Regions from separate parts of the Homo sapiens genome. Here region 1 is linked to region 2. A link is an interaction called in ENCODE POLR2A ChIA-PET data of the cell type or tissue named here. Cell type or tissue: endothelial cell of umbilical vein. All regions are shown on one strand. Links, peaks and the distances in the headings refer to the core of each region. The heading gives the core; the rest is flanking DNA.

Region 1 (2,804 bases), core at 125-2,624, 100 kb after region 2:
TGTAATCCCAGCTACTGGGGAGGCCGAGGCACGAGAATCGCTTGAACCTGGGAGGCAGAGGTTGCAGTGAGTCTCAAAAAAAATAAAATAAATGTTCTGACACTGACTAGTGTTCAAGATACACTAAGTGAAAAAGCAAGCTGCAGGATAACATGTGGAGTAGTGGTCCTCTAACTTTTTTTATTTCAGGACCCCCTTTACACTGTTATTTTATAATATGCATATCATTATACAATATTTATTTATATTTATTTATTTATTTATTTTGAGACAGAGTCTCGCTCTGTCGCCCAGGCTGGAGTGCAGTGGCGCAATCTCGGCTCACTGCAAGCTCTGCCTCCCGGGTTCACGCCATTCTCCTGCCTCAGCCTCCCGAGTAGCTGGGACTACAGGCGCCTGCCACCACACCTGGCTAATTTTTTTTTTTTTTGTATTTTTAATAAAGACGGGGTTTCACCATGTTAGCCAGAATGGTCTCAATCTCCTGACCTCATTATCCGCCTGCCTCAGCCTCCCAAAGTGCTGGGATTACAGGTGTGAGCCACCGTGCCTGGCCTATTATACAATATTTAAAAGAGATCATATTCATTAATCTCATCACTAAAGTATTTAAGTACATGGAAGCTATCAAGCTCAGAATGGGAAATATAAGTTTTCCAAAATTCTTGGCAGGGCACAGTAGCTCATGCCTGTAATCCCAACACTTTGAGAGGCTGAGGCGGGCGGATCATCTGAGGTCAGGAGTTCGAGAGCAGCCTGGCTAATATGACAAAACCCTGTCTCTACTAAAAATACAAAAATTAGCTGGGCGTGGTGGCAGGCGCCTGTAATCCTAGCTACCCGGGAGGCTGAGGCAGGGAGAACTGCTTGAACCCACGAGGCGGAGGTTGCAGTGAGTGGAGATTGCGCCACTGCACTCCAGCCTGGGTGACAGAGCGAGACTCCAACCCAATTAAAAAATATATATATATGTATATATATATATATTTTATAGAATTTTGGAAAATTTATTTTATATTATATATATATTATTATTATTATATAAAATAAATAAGTTTTCAAAAATTCTAATTTTCTATATATATTAGATATATATATTATATATTAGATATATATATATCTATTAGATATATATATTATTATATATATCTAATAGATATATATATTATTATATATATCTAATAGATATATATATTATTATATATATCTAATAGATATATATATTATTATATATAATATAAAATAAATAAGTTTTCCAAAATTCTAATTTTCACCTAAGTGTTTGAATTTTATCATTGGCGAGAAAAACTATCAGTTGTTTTCCTTCACTTTCACTTCCTTCATTTTCAGGAAAATGATCATTGGATAGTCAGGTCTGAATTACCATAGTTTGTCAGTGTTTTTTTTTTTCAAGTAAAAAATACTGCTCCATGAGAAGAAAGTTTGTTCAGCTTGCAATTCAGACAACCATCCTACTTCGGTATGCAGCAGAAGTGTTTCATGCTTACTTCCCATGAGTCACAGAGAACATTAAAAAAATATGTATTCAAGGGCTGGGCTTAATACAATTAATCATTTTCATTGTATCATCAATGATATCCTTAGGTGAAACTGGCATTTACAGCAAGTGTGTGGCAGTGAAGAACAAAATGATTAGTATAATTTGGTGCCACTGCCCTGACAAATGCATGCTTACAGGGCCAGCAGTTTCACCAACCATGTCTTTTGCACCATTGGTGCAAAGTCAACCCCATGAAAAAGACAAATAAATAAGCATGATTATGAGAATAGTTTTGCTTGCAGACCTTCTGAAAGAGTCTCAGGGACCCCCTTAAGGGTCCTGAACCACACTTTGAGAATCGCTGATATAGAGTATGGTACTATTTTATTTTATTTATTTATTGATTGATTTTGAGATGGAGTTTCGCTCTTGTTGCCCAGGCTGGAGTGCAATGGTGCAGTCTCGGCTCACTGCAACCTCCTCCTCCCAGATTCAAGTGATTCTCCTGCCTCAGCCTCCTGAGTAGCTGGGATTACAGGCATGCACCACAATACCTGGCTAATTTTGTGTTTTTAGTAGAGACGGGATTTCTCTGTATTGGTCAGGCTGGTAGCAAACTCCCGACCTCAGGTGATCCACCCGCCTCGGCCTCCCAAAGTCCTGAGATTACAGGTGTGAGCCACCGCACCCAGCCAGTATGGTACTATTCTTGTTGGAGTAAAGGGCAACACTTAAAGACATGTAGTCTGTGTACAGGGACAAAGAAAAAGGTGTGCAAGGACACATACCAAACTGTTAATACATATCAAACATATATATATATATGTTAAGAGAGAAAGTTAACATATATATATATATATATATGTTTTGTTGTAGCTCTCTTATTTTAAGTATTACTTTTGTAAAAATAAAGAAAAAAGATTTTTAAGGCCAGATGCGGCGGTTCACACCTGTAATCCCAGCAATTTGGGAGGTTGAAGTGGGTGGATCACACAAGTCCAGGAGTTCCAGACCAGCCTGGCCAATATGGCAAAACCCTGCCTCTACTAAAAATACAAAAATTGGCAAGGCAAGGTGGCTCACACCTGTAATCCCAGCACTTTGGGAGGCCGAGGCAGGTGGATTGCCTGAACTCAGGAGTTCAAAACCAGCCTGGACAACATGGTGAAACCCTGTCTCTACATACAAAACCCTGTCTCTACATAAATACAAAAAAAAAAAAAAAAAAAAATTAGCCGGGCACGGCGGCATGCGCTTGTAATCCCAGCTACTTGGGAGGTTGAAGCAGGAGAATCACTTGAAA
Region 2 (2,804 bases), core at 259-2,758:
TTGCTTTATTCCCTTGGTCTCCAAACCACGAGCAAGACATTCTTGCTTTAGTTCGGCAAGCTGAGGGGAAAAAAATAAAACTTTTCCTTAGTTAACAGGATGAACACCAGTGAATAAAATGGTAGTTCCCACAAGGAAAAGAAAAAAAGAAAATGAAGTTCCATCCCAAATTACTGCCCTTAATTCTACCAAGGCTCTAGGTCCACAAAGATGATCCATTTTCCTCTAACGATATTCAATATACAAGAGGAACTGCCTAACAGATGCTGAAGAATAAACATCACACTTTAATAAAAAACCTCATCTATTTGTATACCTACTAACTGTCACAAATCTCTAGTTATTTCTAAATATTCTGAGGGGGGAAAAAGGTTTTTTTCTTAAGACTACTGTGGCAGCCAGCATATTGGAAGAATGAACCTTCAAGTAGAAAATCCAATGATCTAAAAGCAGATTCTCCTTACCACTTATTATCCCAGATCCGTTATTACAATCTACCATATACATGCATACAGGTCTAACCACCATAGAATTAGGTAGATGCATTAGCTAATGTGAACAATGAATTGATTAAAGGATCTGTGTCAAAATGGGAAGAAATATCTAATGGCATACCATAGAGTTCTGCTGAAGATTTAACTTATCTAAAGATATAAAAGCTATGTTCATCAATTTTACAGACAATAGGAGGAAGGAGAATTGATGGATTATTGACATAACTAAGCTTAAAAAATGCAACACGGAAACAGAAAAAAAAAAAAACACTTCTTCAGGACTAATAATAAGCCAAAACAAAGACTCAATTTAGTAGGAATAAGGTATACATATAACTTCCTACACTTAGATTCAAAACTTCAGTTATATAAAAACTGGGTAAGGGAGGATTGGCTCAATAGTAACTCAAAGGATAAAGACATCAGAATTTTAGGCAAAGAAGGTTAACAGTATGATTTGCTACCTATAAGTCATAGGTAACTGAAATATAGACTCCATAATAAACGATGTAATGGCCTTACTGGGCTCTATACTCTTATTTTACGAAGCACAACGACATGCTGACCCAGGAGAACAAGCAGGAAAGAAAGGCTCCAGAAATTCTATATGCAGATCAACACACAGATAGATCTTTGGTCTGAAAGATGACCTTTTTTGTTTTGGAGTACAGATCTATGACCAATCAGTAGAAGCTAGAAGGCAGACTCCTATAGACAAAAAATTTTACAACTATGGAGGATGCTCTGCATCTCTACGTTTTTCAGCTAGGAGAACATTTCATAATGAAAAGTGGAGAGTTTTTTAAAACATATCACAATGGCCGGGCGCGGTGGCTCACGCCTGTAATCCCAGCACTTTGGGAGGCCGAGGCGAGTGGATCACAAGGTTAGAAGATCGAGACCATCCTGGCTAACACAGTGAAACCCCGTCTCTACTAAAAATACAAAAATTAGCCAGGCGTGGTGGCAGGCGCCTGTAGTCCCAGCTACTCGGGAGGCTGAGGCAGAAGAATGGCGTGAACCCTGGAGGCGGAACTTGCAGCGAGCTGAGATCGACCACTACACTCCAGCCTGGGCGAAAGTGCGAGACTCCGTCTCAAAAATAAATAAATAAAATAAATAAAACATATTACAACGACTAGCAAAGCATTTAGTGAGTGGGGCGGGCAGGCAGGGATGCTATGAACAGAACTGCCCAACCCAACAAGCTGAAAGCAACCTCTACTGAGGAACATGGTAGGTAATCACCCATTAAAAATTATTTTTAGGCCAGGGACAGTGGCTCACGCCTGTTATCCCAGCACTCTGGGAGGCCAAGGCGGGCAGATCATCTGAGGTCAGGAGTTCAACAGCAGCCTAGCTAACATGGTGAAACCCTGTCTCTACTAAAACTACAAAACTAGACCAGGTGCGGTGGCTCACGCCTGTAATCCCAGCACTTTGGGGGGCCTAGGCAGGCAGATCAACTGAAGTCAGGAGTTCAAGACCAGCCTGGCCAACACGGTGAAACCCTGTCTCTACTAAAAATACAAATATTAGCTGGGCATGGTGGCAGGTGCTTATATTCACCCAGCTATTCAGGAGGCTGAGACAAAAGAATTGCTTAAACCTGGGAGGCGGAGGTTGCAGTGAGCCAAAATCGTGCCATTGCACTCCAGCAGGTGAAAGAGTGAGACTGTCTCAAAAAAATAAATAAAAATAAAAATAAAAATATAAAATACAAAACTAGCCAGGCATGGTGGCACATGCCTGTAATCCCAGCTATTGAGGAGGCTGAGGCAGGAGAACAGCTTGAACCTGGGACGCAGAGGTTGCAGTGAGCCGAGATCACATCATTGCGCTCCAGCCTGGATGCCAAGAACAAAATTCTGTCTCAAAAAAAAAAAAAATTATTTTTAAGGCTTTTGCCAGTTTTAAAAAAAAAAATGACTGCAGAGTGACTGGAGAGCATAGCCTCTGAAGCCAGACTACTTAGGTTTGAATTCCAGTTTTACTACTTGTAACCTTATGTGAATAACTTCACCTCTCTATGCCTCAGTTTCCTTACTTGTGAAATGGGAATGATAACAGTACCTATTTCATAGGGTTGTTATGAAGACTAAATTAAAAAAAATTTTTTTTTTTTTTTTTGAGACGGAGTCTTGCTCTGGTGCCCTGGCTGGAGTACAGTGGCATGATCTCGGCTCACTGCAACCTCTGCGTTCCAGGTTCAAGCAACTGTCCTGCCTCAGCCTCCTGAGTAGCTGGGATTATAGGCATGTGCCACCATGCCTGGCTAATTTTTGTATTTTTACTAGAAGCAGGGTTTTA

Evidence for each region. Peaks named below come from ENCODE experiments on the same cell type or tissue, not always from the same donor. Only the 100,000 strongest peaks of a DNase experiment are listed, where the experiment ranks them.
Region 1: POLR2A ChIA-PET joins it to region 2 with 6 read pairs; 13 of 35 experiments call an interaction of 5 or more read pairs at or near these places.

Annotation. Positions count from the first base shown.
Region 1 is chr12:55,904,753-55,907,556 of GRCh38, forward strand. The region is part of intron 1 of PYM1 (PYM1 exon junction complex associated factor); the gene reads right to left. Among named protein-coding and RNA genes, the nearest start is that of PYM1, 22 kb to the right of the region's middle. In endothelial cell of umbilical vein, for the core only: no CTCF peak of the experiment used is centred there; a DNase peak (open chromatin) is centred at 1,499.
Region 2 is chr12:55,803,669-55,806,472 of GRCh38, forward strand. It overlaps SARNP (SAP domain containing ribonucleoprotein), which reads right to left. Exons shown (of 11, transcript NM_033082.4): 2 at 1-60. Among named protein-coding and RNA genes, the nearest start is that of SARNP, 13 kb to the right of the region's middle. In endothelial cell of umbilical vein, for the core only: no CTCF peak of the experiment used is centred there; no DNase peak of the experiment used is centred there.